2 separate regions of the Homo sapiens genome follow, and region 2 is linked to region 1. Evidence: chromatin contacts called from ENCODE POLR2A ChIA-PET data. All regions are on one chromosome and are shown on one strand. Each heading gives the region's core, a stretch centred on a gene start or an enhancer-like site at or near the end of the contact. The rest is flanking DNA. Distances are from core to core; before and after follow the strand shown. Region 1 holds the start of LINC01011 (long intergenic non-protein coding RNA 1011). Region 2 overlaps NUP153-AS1 (NUP153 antisense RNA 1).

Region 1 (7,904 bases), core at 1,556-4,055:
CCTTGAGGAAGGGGGTGGGTAAGGGGCTGCGAGTGAAGGAGTCACGATGGAGTCCGTCTGGCTCTCTTAGCTAAGGAAGAGTCACTTCAGGTTAAAACAAGGTAGGGTATCCCACTAGAAGCCTCACATCATTAAGCTTCAGTCAGGCAGGCATTCCTTTAAAAAGTGTTTACTGAGTACCTTCTCTATGTCAGTCACTATTTGGGGCATAAAGGACTCACTTCTCCGCAAAAACAAACTCTGATCCCCCGGTCTCCTCGAGTCACGGAGCTTGCAAGCTAGTGGGAAAAATTGGGAACTGGTGCAAAGAATGACTGCAAAATAAATTGTGGTCATCTTGAAGACATATGCGTGCATGTGTGCGTGAAGCTTTTTAAATAGAGAAGCTTTAAGTGGGGGAAATTTGCTGACATTACACGATTTCTTCTCTTAGTGCAAATGTATACAGCCTGTCTTTTTGAAGGGGTCACGGTAGATAATTATGCTCTGTTAACCTCATTTGTTGTCAGGGAAAATTAAAACTAAGGGTAGTGTCAGTAGGAATCTTGGTTCCTGCCAGTTTTGTTGTTTGTTAGCATATCTTCCTTTACAGGTAGTATGGTTTCATTTTCGTAAAAATGCTGCATAAACGTGGCTGGGTATGTTACTCATTGCAGTGCCTGCTGATTTCGCTGGACCCCACCCTGCTTTTGCTGCCCAATGCGATAGCATATGGGACAGAGCTAAATTCCTACTCAGCTGTAACTCTGCTTATTTTCAGGAAAAAGAATGCCTGTGTTTCGAAGTTCCTTCTTAGGACGAAACCAGCTGAAGCTGGCGAAATCCAAGATGGCGCCTCTGAAGAGCCTCTGGCTTTATCATCATCCTGTTCTCATGCTAAACAACATGTCGCCATGACAACGACTGGAAGAGACCAAGAAGGGACAGAAAAAAAGGGGTTTCTTGATTCCGGGAAAAATCTCCGTTCTTTCCCAAGGAAAGCACGAATATTCCCCCCCGTGCTCTTAATGCCCAGCCCCTTCATTAAAGACACCCTACCTCTGAAACTTCCCAGCTCTCACAAGCTAAGTTGATTTCAGATCTTCCAATTCCATAGCCATTGAATACAGCCTGCACTGCTTGACACACTCCCTTTCGGTTTCGTGCATTGGCCTCACCACGCAACAGGAAACAACCCTTTTTGGGATAACCGGGACTCCCGGTAACATTTCCATATATACATATCTTAATGTATGCAAGGGCGTCTGGGGGAGAAAGAAGCAGCACATTTCATTCTTTGCTTTCTATAATACTGGATTGCTTGAGTTTGTGACACATGTTAACATTTGCAACATTTTTAAACTAAATTGTATGTATTATAGAACAGTCCTCTGCGCTGAGCTTGGACTTAAAGTGGAAAGGCTTACATTTGCAGAATTAAAAAAAGCATCGAAACATTCTGTGGCAGGAAGTCCTGCGAGCCTCCTCGCCCCAGCCCGGTTTCCCGCGGGCCCCAGCCTCATCCCCCAAGGCCCCACCCTGAGAGCCCCCAGGTCCCAGCCGCGTCCTCCTGGACCCCTCCCAGGCGTGGCGAGCCGGGTCGCGGGAGCGCTCCGCCACCAGGGGACAGTGCGGCGCCGACCGTGGGCTGCTGGCTCGGCCGAGGGCACCCAGGCGCCCTCCGCTGCAGCGGGCTGGTTGCAGAGGGGCGGGCTCTCGCCAGGCAGCAGGCGCTCCGGGCGCAGCTGGGAGGAAGGAACGCCCCCGGGAGTGGGCGGCGGCCGAGGGACCCTGCAACCGTCCTCCCTGGAGGAGGCCCCCGCAGCTCCCGCAGCCCCCCTCATCCCGGACGGGCCGGGGATTGGGACTGGCCTGGGGTCTCCTACTCTCCTACTCCGCGCAGGAAGTAGCCCCTTGGCAGGACCGGCGGTGCCTGCTGCTTTCAGGAGCCCCGAGCCGCTTTTGTCTGGGTGCAGCTCAGCTCACATCCCCGATGCAAGTCTTTCCCGGCTCGTCTCCCCTTCTTCCCGGAGTCCATGCCTTGCTGTCGGTGACTCATCCCACACTGTGCCCTGCGACTCACCCTGTCGCTTTCTCTGTTCATCCGGGAGCGCGGCGCCATCTCCCTCCAGCCCCGCCTCCCCTACAGTGCTCCGTGCTGAGGTCGCACGTTCTCTCCTCCCTCCAGCTCCCTGGCTCTTGGCCCTTCCCAGGCCACCAGGCGACAGCAGCCTCCGCCTTCATTTCCCTTGGTCATTTCAGGCGCATGCTTGGAGGATTTCAGGATCTGACTCAGCTTCCCCGCCATGCATCCCTCCACCAGCATCCAGTCACACCTCTGCAGCCTTCAGTGTCCTGGAAAGGACTGACCAATCTGACCCATTAGAACCTACCCAGACCAATTTGAAGGCCACTGCCCCTCAACCGTGGCCACCCACTCCTGCCCCACCTGGAGCCCCAAACTGCTCAGTTCCTTCTCTAAAACTCTGCCCTCTTTTGTTTGTTGTGAATAACTGTCTTCCCTGGTTCTTTCCACACCTCTCTGGCCTCTCCTTGTCTTTTTCTGGTTCTTTTTTTCTCTATTCTCCCTTATGCACTGGCCTTGCTGGAGGTCCCTGCTCTCCCTGCAAAACCTCACCACACCCTTGACTTCAGCTATATCCATTTCACCTCACGTTGACATCTGGTGCCTAGACCTCTCTCCCGAGCCTTCCACACCATGCCAAAAATGAAATTCATTTTCTCCTCTAAATTTGCTCACCTTCTTGTTTTCCCAATCTTATTTATTGTCACAGCCATTCCCCTGCTGGTCCAAGTCAGTAGTCTGAGAGTCATGCTAGACTCCTCCTTCCTTATCTACCCATCCACCAATCCCCAAGCCCTGTCTATCCTCCTTTTTTTTTTTTTTTTTTTCCAGTCAGAGTCTTGCTGTGTTGCCCAGGCTAGAGTGCAATGGCACGATCTCGGCTCACTGCAATCTTTGCCTCCCGGGTTCAAGTGATTCTCCTGCCTCAGCCTCCTGAGTAGCTGGGATTACAGGCGCATGTCACCACGCCCAGCTAATTTTTGTATTTTTAGCAGAGATGAGGTTTTGCCATGTTGGCCAGGCTGGTCTTGAACTGCTGACCTCGTGATCCGCCTGCCTCTGCCTCCCAAAGTGCTGGGATTACTGGCATGAGCCACTGTGCCTGGTCATCTATCCTCCTTTTTAAATAGCTCTGCCATGTGTGCCTGTCTCCCCTGACAGCTCACCCTCATCCTATTTGTCCACATTGCTGCAGAGTAGTCTCTTCCATACACCAGGAGTTCCCAACCCCCGGGCCACAGACCTGACTGGTCTGTAGCCTGTTAGGAACCAGGACACACAGCAAGAGGTGAGCCACCAGTGGGTGAGCTAGTGAAGCTTTATCTGTATGTGCAGCTGCTCCCCATTGCTTGCATTACCACCAGAGCTCTGCCTCCTATCAGATCAGGCAGCATTAGATTCTTATAGGAGCACAAACCCTACTGTGAACTGCACACATAAGGGATCTAGGATGTGCGCTCCTTATGAGAATCTAATGCCTGATAATCTGCCGTTGTCTTCATCACCCCCACATGGGGCCAGATAGTTGCAGGAAAACAAGCTCAGGGCTCCCACTGAAAATAAAGTGCACAAGAAGTGTCATGTGCTTGAATCATCCCGAAACCATCCTCTGCTGTCCAAGGAAAAATAGTTTTCCACAAAACCCCTCCCTGGTGCCAAAAAGGTTGGGATGGTTGCCATACATAACTCTGATGATGAGACCACGAAGCTCAGAATCCTCCAGAGGCTCTCCACTGCCTGTAAGATGAAATAAAATTTATGGGTGTGACTTATCCATAAGGGCCCAGTCTAAACTGCCTCATATTTAATTATATAGTAAGCTATTTGTTTCCTCAAACGTATATATTTTGGCCCATTTCCCAGTCTCCTAGGTTGGAATATGCTCTGTGTGTCACCTGGCCAGCTCATGCTCTTTCTCATTCTCAGCTCAAGTGTTAGGGACTCTATGACACCTTTCTTGATTCTCCCAGTCAGACATATTGTTGCTACTTTTTCTTAACACTTATCCTTTTATCCTTGGCACCACTAAAGCACATATCACATCAGATTTCACTTGTTTGCACATCTGTCTGGCATCTTGAGCCCAGGGACCGTGTCGCCTGTCTTCATGTCCCCAGGCCCTAGTGTAGCTCCCAGCCTATAGTGAGTGCAGAATAAAAGTTTGTAGAATGAGGCCAGGCGCGGTGGCTCATGCCGGTAATCCCAGCACTTTGTGAGGCCAAGGTGGGCAGATCACGAGGTCAGGAGTTTGAGACCAGCCTGACCAACATGGTGAAACCTCGTCTCTACTAAAAATACAAAAAATAGCCGGGTGTGGTGGCACGCGCCTGTAATCCCAGCTACTCAGGAGGCTGAGGCAGGAGAATCGCTCAAACCTAGGAGGTGGAAGTTGCAGTAAGCTGAGATCGCGCCACTGCACTCCAGCCTGTGCAACAGAGTGAGACTCTGTCTCAAAAAAAAAAAAAAAAGTTTGTAGAATGAATGAAACAATTAGTTACACCACAGTTAGTGAGTCATCGATACTTCATCAAGGCTGGGTATTTCGTATAATAAAGTTATTAAAGCTGATAAGCAAAGATCAAGTTACCCAAAGAACAGCACTGCCGGTGATCTAAAGGTCTTTGCCCTCAGGTTGCTTAGGTAACGGAAAGGATAAGAACTCCCCACTGTTCTGGGGCGGATCTTACATTGCTTTTGGAAGAGGCAATAGACTTGGGAAAGAAAGGAGTGTGTGTATTGAGGTATTGAGGGAATGGTTAGGTGGGAGGAGTCAGAGAGGAAGGCTGCAGTAGCCCCTCAGTCGACCCTGGCTGCTTTGTCCTTGGGGCTCAGTGAACAGATTATCTGTTTTCATGGTAAGGGGTTGGGATTCTCTACTTCAGGTGGGCACCCAGAAAGTGAATTGCTCGCCTTTGTTTAAAAATAATGAAAATGGGCCGGGCGCGGTGGCTCATGCCTGTAATCCCAGCACTTTGGGAGGCTGAGGCAGGTGGATCACCTGAGATCAGGAGTTTGATACCAGCCTGGCCAACATGGTGAGACCCCGTCTCTATTAAAAATACAAAAATTAGCCAGGCGTGGTGATGGGTGCCTGTAATCGCAGCTACTCAGGAGGCTGACACAGGAGAATCACTTGAACCCAGGAGGCGGAGGTTGCAGTGAGCTAAGATCTTGCCACTGCACTCCAGCCTGGGCTACAGAGCAAGACTCTGTCTCAAAAACAAACAAACAAAAAACCCAAAAATAATGAAAATGTCTGCCCACCCTTCACTAAGTAAACATAATGAAAATGCACATCTTGTGCCCTCTTTTGCTTTTATTCTATAATACCCAAGCCTACGTTTTGGAACTAAACCCCACGCCCTTTGTGTGAAAGCCATGCGGATCTTCAAAGGGATCTCTTTAGGGGGAACATTAAGTTTGCCCAAGGAGGCACCCTTCTGGGTCTCCAAGGCCACCTGGCTGCAATGCAGTCCAATTCCAGCCTCTGTCTCCCAGAGCACCCCCTGTGCCAGGGCGGCAGGATCCCAGGGGTGTGTCTACCATGGCACCAGACACACACTGGCTGAATGTAGCCTCGTCATCGCTGAGCCCTGTTCACAACCATTTTTGTTTTCGTGCTTTTTCAGTTTTAGGAGCTTTGTTGTATCCCTGGTCAAAACTACTCTGGTGAAGCTCACTAGGTGTCTCTAACTCGGCACCTGAGGAGCAGTTTTCCTGAGCTCCTCATGCAAATGGACGCCACTCCCTTCGGCAAAGTCCTGGGAGCTCAAGGGAGGCTGCCCAGTCAGCTGCGGCCCATCCCAACGCATTGGGGACCTGCCCACCTGGCTCTTAATTTGCATTTTGAAATGTCACCCAAGTGATTCCAGACCAGATAAGAAGATGAGCTTCTCTTGTTATGGAAAAAGGAAGAGAGACAGAGAGAGAAACCTCTGTTTTGTTATTTAGCTATTCCTCAAATTCTTATGACCAGTGATGATATTTTTTAAAAAATCTCCAGAACAACACAATTATTTAAATTTAACTCAGATTTTATTTTAATTTATTAATTTATTTATTTTTGAGATGGAGTCTCGCTGTGACACCCAGGCTGGAATGCAATGGCGCAATCTTGGCTCACTGCAACCTCAGCTTCCCGGGTTAAAGCGATTCTCCTGCCTCAGCCTCCCAACTAGCTGGGATTACAGGTGCCTGCCACCACGCCTGGCTAATTAATTAATTATTATTATTTATTGAAACGGAGTCTCACTCTGTCACCTGGGCTGGAGTGCAGTGGTGTGATCTTGGCTCACTACAACCTCTACCTCCCAGGTTCAAACAATTCTCCTGCCTCAGCCTCCTGAGTAGCTGGGATTACAGGCACACACCACCATGCCTGGCTAACTTTTTTTTGTATTTTTAGTGGAGACAGGGTTTCATCATGTTGACCAGGCTGGTCTCAAACTCCTGACTGCAAGTGATCCGCCTGCCTCGGCCTCCAAAAATGCTGGGATTACAGGCATGAGCCACCGCACCTGGCCTTAACTCAGATTTTAAATATGAGAGTATCAACTTGTAGGGGTGGAAGAGGTGTGATGCCTCTCCTTACACATTGTATGGGTCACAGCCAAGGCTCCTATCTCAAAAGACACAGTCCCACCTCCAGCTCCAGTTCGTCTTCTCATTCATCCCAGATAAGTTTCTTGAAAGAGTATTCTAAGACAACTCTCTCCATGTGTCTCCAGGCCTGGATCTGCCTCAGTTTTTGCTCCTCCCATCTATCGTCCCTTGGTAACTAACGACTTGGGAATGAGAAATGCCCTTTTCAATTCTGACTCTCCTCTTCCTCTCAGCACCAGCAGCGGATGCTGACCTGGTTCTCTGTTTCTTCTGTCTTCTCCTTCTCTGTCCTCTTTGCCATGTGCTCCTTTTCCAGCTGTCTTTTAAAATGTTTGTTGCTGGATCAAGGAGTTTCTCCCCCAGCTTCATTTAGCATCGATAGCTCTTACCTTTGTCGTAATTTCTACCTGTCCTCTGGACATCTTCACCTAAATGTTCACCAGCACTCTAAGCCCCTTTTGACTCAAACTGATTATCTGACCCCTAAATCTGATCCTCCTCCCCCTATATACTCTTTCATGTACCCAGTTCTCTGAGTTAGAATAAATACAAACCATCTGGAACTGTAACTCTGCCCTTCTCTCTCAAAATCCACTTGTTCAGTATAGTCTATGATTTCTGCCCCCTAATTAGCTCTCTGCCTCACAGACATCACCATTGCCAGTGCCTGGCTAAGGCCCAAATTACCTGTGTTCTGGGCTCCTGAGGCCAATTTCTAAACAGCTCCCTGCTGTCACTGTCTTCTGCACCCTGCCCATCCTAAGGCCTGATGCTGGAGTTGGGAAGGAAGAAAAGAAGGAAGGTGTGGTGTGGTGGCACATGCCAGTAGTCCCTGCTCTGGAGGCTAAGGCAGGAGGATTGCTTGAGCCCAGGAGGTAGAGGCTGCCGCAAGTTATAATCACACCACTGCACTCCAGCCTGGACTACAGAGTGAGACGGGGGTTGGGGCGGGGGAGGGAGGAGGAAAAGAAGAAAGGATGGAAAAAAGGGGGCAAGAAAGGGAAAAAAGAGAAAGCAATCCTCTCCTCTCATTAAAATCCTGTGCTGGTTCCCCAATGTCTGAGGGATAAAACCCAAATTTCCTAGAATGGCACAAGGACTCTTTCCCAGCCCATCCCTGACACACCATCCAGCCCTACCCTACCTCCCTGGGGGCCTCTCCCCAGCCCACACCCTTCTCTCCTCCCTTAAAGCACACTCACCCTTTGCCCCTGTGGGCTGTCACACTGCACCTTTC
Region 2 (7,904 bases), core at 2,290-4,789, about 15 Mb before region 1:
CCCAGCTACTTGGGAAGCTGAGGCAGGAGAATCGCTTGAAACTGGGCAGTGGAGGTTGCAGTGAGCCAAGACTGCACCACTGCACTCCAGCCTGGATGACAGAGCAAGACACTATCTCAATAAATAAATAAATAGCATTCTCTGCTAAAGAATCACTAAATTGTACTCACGTTCTTTAAATTGAAAGTCCTGACTCCAAGCCCACCAAGTTGAGGAGGGGAAACCATGACAGCTAATCTGAAGCTTTTAATCTGCAAATCATTTAAAATCCTAAGCAACAAATATTTCCAAAAGGAAATTTATCTGCATATGTATTTACTCAAAATACTTATAAGTACGAACACTTCTGGTGGGGCACAGTGGCTCATGCCTGTAATCCCAGCATTTTGGGAGCCCAAGGCGGGCGGATCACCTGAGGTCAGGTGTTGGAGACCATCCTGGCAACATGGTGAAACCCCATCTCTACTAAAAGTACAAAAATTAGCCGAGCATGGTGGTGGACACCTGTAATCCCAGCTACTCAGGAGGCTGAGGCAGGAGAATCGCTTGAACCCGGGAGGTGGAGGTTGCAGTGAGCTGAGATCGTACCATTGCACTCCAGCCTGGGTGACAAGAGCGAGACTCCATCTCAAAAAAAAAAAAAAAAAGAGTATGACCACTTCCACTTGTCCCTAAATGGCAGGACACATCCCATTATCATGTTACCATCTGCAGAATACATGGTCTTCTATAGCTGTTGAATGCTATTCCCGAAAGTCTGTCATTCTGTATGTATGTATTTATTAGAGACAGGATCTCACTCTGTCACCCAGGCAGGAGTACAGTGGCATGATCATAGCTCACTGCAGCCTCAAACTCCTGGGTTCAAGTGATTCTCCCTCCTCAGCCTCCTGAGTAGCTAGTATGACAGGTGCATGCCAACACACCCGGCTATTTAAAAACTGTTTTTGGAGAGATGGGGGTCTTGCACCATTGCCCAGTCTAATCTAAAACTCCTGGCCTCATGTAATCTTCCCACCTCAGCCTTCTAAAGTGCCTGTTTTTTTGTGGTTTTTTTTTTTTTTTTTTTTTTTTTTTTGAGACAGAGTCTCACTCTGTCGCCAGGCTGGAGTGCAGTGGTGTGATCTTAGCTCATGGCAACCTCCGCCTCTCAGGTTCGAGCGATTCTCCTGCCTCAGCCTCCCAAGTAGCTGGGACTACAGGCACGTGCCACCATGCCCAGCTAATTTTTGTATTTTTAGTAGAGATGGGGTTTCACCATGTTGGCCAGGATGGTCTTGATCTCTTGACCTCGTGATCCACCCGCCTCAGCCTCCCAAAGTTCTGGGATTACAGGCGTGAGCCACCGCGTCCGGCCGAAGGTCTGTTTTTAAAGTGCACTTCCTTCTCCCTTCAGGTCACATTCCTATTTTGGCATAATCCCCCAGAGAAAGCACCATCTTGATCTGAGTCCATAAAAGTGATTTTTCTGAGGCCAGGCGCGGTGGCTCACGCCTGTAATCCCAGCACTTTGGGAGGCCAATGAGGGTGGATCACTAGGTCAGGAGATCGAGACCATCCTGGCTAACACGGTGAAACCCTGTCTCTACTAAAAATACAAAAAATTAGCCGGGCATGGTGGCGGGCACCTGTAGTTCCAACTACTCGGGAGGCTGAGGCAGGAGAATGGCGTGAACCCGGAAGGCGGAGTTTGCAGTGAGCTGAGATCGCGCCACTGCACTCTAGCCTGGGCGACAGAGCGAGACTCCGTCTCAAAAAAAAAAAAAAAGTGATTTTTCTGTTTACCTCTGATACTGCAAATAGTACATGGTCTCAGGTAAATTGTGTTTAAAAGCAAAAGGGAGATTTCAAGTGTTCTAGCAATAAAAGATTGTTTTAACAAGTTTCATTTTAAAGTATTTTTTTTCAAACACAGAAAACATTTGCATAACATAAAAGTTGTTGAGGGAAATAAGGAATTGTGAAACCTCCTATAAATGTCCATTCATCCTTTCAATAAATATTCATTCAATTTGTGCCTGGCTTTATGGATACAAAATGTGAGGAAAACATGAAGTGACAATGACGAGGGTCTTTTCTTTTCCATGTATTATTTATTAGTCCTTCATTATTTATGACGCCAGTAAGTGACACTCTGGGTTTCGGTAACACCATTTCTGCAAGGTATCACTCATCCTTTGTTCGTTTTTTTACAGCTTTTGAATTTAGGTCAACAAGGAGCCAATCTGGACCCAAAAGACTGCCTTATAGAGGGAAAATACACCAAGGGTGAGTTCAGGTTGGCCGTGAACCTGGCAGAATTTTTGATGGTATTTTCAGACATGTCTAGCAGTGACTATTTGCCAGAATTTAAAATTTGCCCTCCCTGCTTGCTCGTCTCAGCCTCCTTCTCTTTTGTCTGACATCACTCCTTAAACATTTCCTCTTTTCTTTTTCTATATTCCTTCCATATATAGGAAGTTTTCAGTGGAAAATTGCTGGAGAAATTGAAACAAGTGATCTGACCTGTTTTGTTTGGATCTCATGTAAAACTAACCACTGCACTTTTCTTGTTCTTTTCATTAACTTGAAATTAGGATATCCCAATTCCTACTAAAAAATATAAAAATTAGCCGGGTTTGGTGGCAGGTGCCTGTAGTCCCAGCTACTTGGGAGGCTGAGGCAGGAGAATCACTTGAACTATGGAGGCGGAGGTTGCAGTGAGCGGAGATCTCACCACTGCACTCTAGCCCGGGCAACAGAGCAAGACACGATCTCAAAAAAAAATAATAATAATAATAAAGAAGAAAGAAAGAAAGAAAGAAATTAAGGCAGAAAGCTTCTCAGAACTGTCGCGTTTTTTCCCCTCCATCTCAGTTTTGGATTTTCTTTTTTTTTTTGAGACAGAGTTTTGCTCTTTTTGCCCAGGTTGGAGTGCAATTGGTGCGATCTCAGCTTACCACAACCTCCGCCTCCTGGGTTCAAGGAATTCTCCTGCCTCAACCTCCCGAGTAGCTGTGATTACAGGCATATGCCACCACACCCGGCTAATTTGGTATTTTTAGCAGAGACGAGGTTTCTCCATGTTGGTCTGGCTGGTCTCGAACTCCCGACCTCAGTTTTGGATACTTTTCAAAGGACCGTGTTCTAAAGTTAGTGGTGTAGGCAAAAAGTCAGTTCCTCTTTGTTTGTAAACCAAAACCAAACCTTGAGAGGAGACTCTGCTGGTACAGGAGGAGGCATAGTTGTAAAGGCTGGGACCTTATGATGAGGAGTCAAAGAGGCAGAGCTATAGTGGACAAGAGCGAAGAGAGAAAAATGGCATTTCCTTCCCAATTGTCTACTACTCCTGGTGCCCCTTTGTGGATTTGCCTCCTCACTGCACAGCAGCAGACCACTACTTTGCAGAGTAACTGCTGGCCAACATGGATATCCAGTATGAGAGAGACAAGTGATTAAACTCAAGCATCAGCAAGGATGAAGCTAAAATCAATCCTGGGTCTCAGCACTTCGGCTGGAAGGGATGGGCCTAAAAGCGGGTGCTTCTTGTAGGAAGTGCTTATGAGTCACTGCTGACTCATTGAAGGGGCAAGATTTTATGACCAAACAAGTGAAAAAGAAAATGTAACTGTTACTAATTGAAAGCATTTAAGTTATGGCTTGGGTTTAACTGTGGCTAGTTGATGCTCTTTGTTGCTTGGTTGTGGCCTTCTTGGAGGCCTATGGTCTGCTTTGATGCTTTTATTCTACACATTGTATGGGTACATAGTGGAAGCTACACCTTCATGGGGAGAGGGGGAGAGTTTTCTGTAGTTGGGGGTGGTTGTTTAAGTAGGTTTTGCTCAACGTCTGCAAAGTTGCCTTCAATTTGTTTGGTGATACTGCCTTTTTAATACTAAATGTAGAATGATATAACCTCACTCATCTTTGCTTTGGAGAATATTTGAAGAGTTCTTTTTATTGGGTTTTTTTTTTTTTTTTTTTTTTTGGTTTTAAAGAAGCCTACTTTTGGTAGCTCATGATATCCTACTGTCATTATAATGGATCCAAACAAGGTAAGCTACATTGAGGCCACTGGCCATGGATTATAGATATTGGCTTAAAATCATCTTAACTAACCATTATGCTTGTGTAATTGCTCTGTTAAATCAACTCTGCTACCTGTGATGATACAGAATAAGGATGTGCTAAATCCAGATTTTCATTTCAGCTAGTAGCCTAGCTTCCTTTGGAAATAGAAGCTAATGAAAATAACAATTAAAAAATGGTTCATCTCATTTCTGCTCACTTTGTGGTAAAAGTGAAAGTTACTGAATGGTAAAAGGAAAAAAAAAATCTACATGATCAATAAGCTGCTGGCTCATCAATTCTTACTTAAATTGTTGGTTGTTGTAGATGAGCAAGGAACAGAAATTCCTAAGCCTGCTCTTTACAGGAACTTCAGTGACCTCATTATCTGCCCTTGATGTTTAACTGTTCACATGAGCAAACATGCTTCTATTTGGCCTACACAAGGGGTGATGTATGTAAGTTTTTAAATATGATTTTTCACCTTTTGTATTGCACAGCTTTTTAGGCCTTCTCTATTGCAGGAGTTAAGAACAATAGGCATGTTGTGATGACTTCTTCTGGAAACTTTTAGACTAACATATCCATTATTGTTATCAAATTGAACTTTTCCAGAAGTAATGTTTGGAGAAAATACTATGTCCAATTATTGTCTTAGCTTCATAGCAGCTATTTAAGAGGTCAAGCTATGGCCGGGCACGGTGGCTCACGCCTGTAATCCCAGCACTCTGGGAGGCCAAGGCAGGCGGATCACGAGGTCAGGAGATCGAGACCATCCTGGCTAACACAGTGAAACCCCGTCTCTACTAAAAAAAAAAAAATACAAAAAATTAGCCAGCCATAGTGGCGGGCACCTGTAGTCCCAGCTACTCGGGAGGCTGAGGCAGAAGAATGGCGTGAACCCGGGAGGCGGAGCTTGCAGTGAGCCGAGATCGTGCCACTGCACTCCAGCACTCCAGCCTGGACGACAGAGGCAGACTCCGTCTGAAAAAAAAAAAAAAAAAAAGAGGTCAAGCTACTAGAGGTAGGTAATCTAATTGTTTTTATGATTTGTCAAGTAGAAAGCTGCTACCATTCCTGCCTTTACAGTTTAGAAAAATTACAGTTTATTCCAAGTTGCCTGAATTCTCATCTAGCATTCCAGATATATTAGATGCCAATCCAAGCCTAAGAATATTCCCTCCTAGAGTGCCCGCTTGCTTTTCTACCTTAAAAATGATTTTGTGACTACAACGGAATGAGAAAAGTCATCGCAATTCTAAGAAAGTAGCCTGATATTTCTTTTAGGAATTTATCTCTGCTCATAGCTTCTTGGATTAGGGTTTACTTTACATCCATTTTTTTTTTTCATGAATTAGTTCTAAAATAAAATTTTTCTTTTTCTTTTGCAACCAACCAAACAACCAGCAGTGACTAAAAGAAAATTTGTATAAGAAAAGGATACATGGGAATTAGCAAGGGGTTCTTGAAATATCTATGCTTAAGTATATTTCATAACTAATGCTCAGTTTTAGACCCTTAACATTTCAGATGTTAATAACTTCTGCTAGATTACCTTTTTCCTTTGGAAAAAAAAAGTTAATGAAAGAATAATTAAAAAATGGTTCATTCCATTTCTGCTCACTTTGTGGTAAAGGAGAAAGGTACAGAATGATAAAGAAGAGGAAAAAAAACTACATGTTGTATAAGCTGTTGGTTCATCAATTCTTAAATTGTTGATTGTTGTAGATTAGTAAGGAACAGAAGTTCCTAAGCCTGCTCTTTACGGGAACTTCAGGTACCTCATTGTCTTGCCTTCAAAGTTAATCTAACTTCAGATTAATAACTTCTGGTGGCATGGTTTTGAAACAATGCTCCTAGAATGTAATACAGTTCACCTGGTGATCTTGTTAAAATGTAGATTCTGATTGTGTTGGCTTGGGATGGGCAGAGCTGCTTTATTCTAACAAGCTCCCGGGGGCTGCAGCTGGTGCTTGCTGGTCAGAGTAGCAGCAAGAGGCCAAAAGTCACTGTTTGTTTAAACTGGGTAGTTCATGCTTGTCTGATGGTGGTGGGGTGATATGTATGTGAGGGTTGTTTGCATGTTAACTGGTTTGCATGCTTTTGAAAAGGAATGCCTTAATAAGTTAGGGTCTGATAAACTTGAGCATTCTCTACAAATGCTTTTAAAAAATAAAGAAGCTTAGTATTAGCAAACTAAGGTTTGCAAAGGTTATAGTTTTACAGACTGCAACCTTAATAAGTCCAGTTTCGTAATGTAACTGATGAATTATGTTAATAAATAAAACTAAACCAATTGATTTCTTTTTTTTCTTTTTTCTTTTTTTTTGAGATGGAGTCTCGCTCTGTCGCCCAGGCTGGAGTGCAGTGGCATGATCTCCGCTCACTGAAAGCTCCGCCTCCCAGGTTCATGCCATTCTCCTGCCTCAGCCTCCCGAGTAGCTGGGATTACAGGCGCCCACCACCGCGCCCGGCTAATTTTTTTTTTTTGTATTTTTAGTAGAGACGGTGGTTTCACCATGTTAGCCAGGATGGTCTTGATCTCCTGACCTCGTGATCCGCCTGCCTTGGCCTCCCAAAGTGCTGAGATTACAGGCATGAGCCACCGTGCCCGCCCCTGATTTCTTGTATGAGATAGATTCAACAGCATGTGTTTAGAATTTACGTGTAGGTTTTTTTTTTTTTTTTTGAGACAGAGTCTGGCTCAGTTGCCCAGGCTGCAGTACCGTAGCATGATCTCGGCTCACTGCAACCTCTGCCTCCCAAGTTCAAGCGATTCTTCTGTCTCAGCCTCCCAAGTAGCTGGGATTACAGGCATGTGCCACCACACTCGGCTAATTTTTTAATTTTTTTAGTAGAGACGGGGTTTTGCCACGTTGGCCAGGCTGGTCTCAAACTCCTGACCTCGGGTGATCCGCACATCTTGGCCTCCCAAACTGCTGGATTACTGGTGTGAGCCACTGTGCCTGGCTTGAGTGTAGCATTTTTAAGGTGAATTATCAGTGTTAAGTGCTAATGATTAATAGATTATAAAATAGTAAACTTTAGTATAACTCAATAAAATGGTAAAGTGTAGCATAATATGTAGACAGAGATTGTTTTACAGTTTTGTATACTGACATACTAAATGCCAAGACTAGAAACCAACACATAAATATCTCAATAAATATTTGTGTTTTAATGAATTAATCTCAGTTAATTCATTAACTGTCTTAAATGTTAGGATGGGATTGCCTTCCTAAATTTGGTTATTATTTCATCCAATAAAACTGAGTTTCCATTCAAGATTGAATTTAAAATATGCCTTAAACTATAATGTAATGTACATAAACACATATATACCAAAGTCTAGTATACATTGATACATGTAGTCAGGAAGAGGAAATATATGGCATGTTGGAATCAAGTGATATATGTAGTTAATCAAAATTTGCTCATATTAGTTAATTTAGTCTTAAATATTACTTTATTCCCAATAGAGAGAGAACACAGTAAGTTAATGAGAATACAATGATTTACATCCTTAAATATCTTTCCGTTGTGTGGCCCTTCTTTCCCTAAAATACAAGCAAACAGGCAATAAATAAATAAATAAATAATAAATAAACCCAATAGCTTCATTTTCTTTATTTTTTTCTTTAGAGATGGGGTCTCACTCTGTTACCTAGGCTGGACTGCAGTGGTGAGATCATAGCTCGCTGCAGCCTTAGACTCCTGGGCTCAAGTGATCCTCCTGCCTCAGCCTCCCTAGTAGCTGGGACTACAGGTGCACACCACTAAGCTCAACTAATTTTTTCATTTCTTTGTAGAGAAGGGGTCTCGTTATGTTGCCCAGGCTGGTTTCAATCTCCTGGCCT

What was found. ChIA-PET counts read pairs that join two places held with the same protein, here RNA polymerase II (POLR2A).
Region 2: POLR2A ChIA-PET joins it to region 1 with 17 read pairs in A673. The contact joins the enhancer-like site here to the promoter of LINC01011 in region 1. POLR2A ChIA-PET finds 5 or more read pairs at or near these places in 2 of 52 experiments (A673 and RWPE1).

The regions. Positions count from the first base shown.
Region 1 is chr6:2,982,868-2,990,771 of GRCh38, reverse strand. It overlaps LINC01011 (long intergenic non-protein coding RNA 1011), which reads right to left and starts at 2,805. Exons shown (of 3, transcript NR_026856.1): 1 at 2,741-2,805; 2 at 1,039-1,244; 3 at 1-903. It overlaps NQO2-AS1 (NQO2 antisense RNA 1), which reads left to right. Exons shown (of 2, transcript NR_186367.1): 2 at 761-1,436. RefSeq lists enhancers at 1-433, 711-870, 434-1,243, 1,244-2,053, 2,054-2,863 and 1 more and a silencer at 1,441-1,860.
Region 2 is chr6:17,710,911-17,718,814 of GRCh38, reverse strand. NUP153-AS1 (NUP153 antisense RNA 1) reads right to left here. Exons shown (of 3, transcript NR_134618.1): 3 at 7,788-7,904. Among named protein-coding and RNA genes, the nearest start is that of NUP153-AS1, 7.8 kb to the right of the region's middle. Within about 2 kb of position 3,539, at least 9 of the 41 ENCODE cell types and tissues checked have a DNase peak (open chromatin) inside an H3K27ac peak, as active enhancers do; they include A673, where a contact is called at or near this core.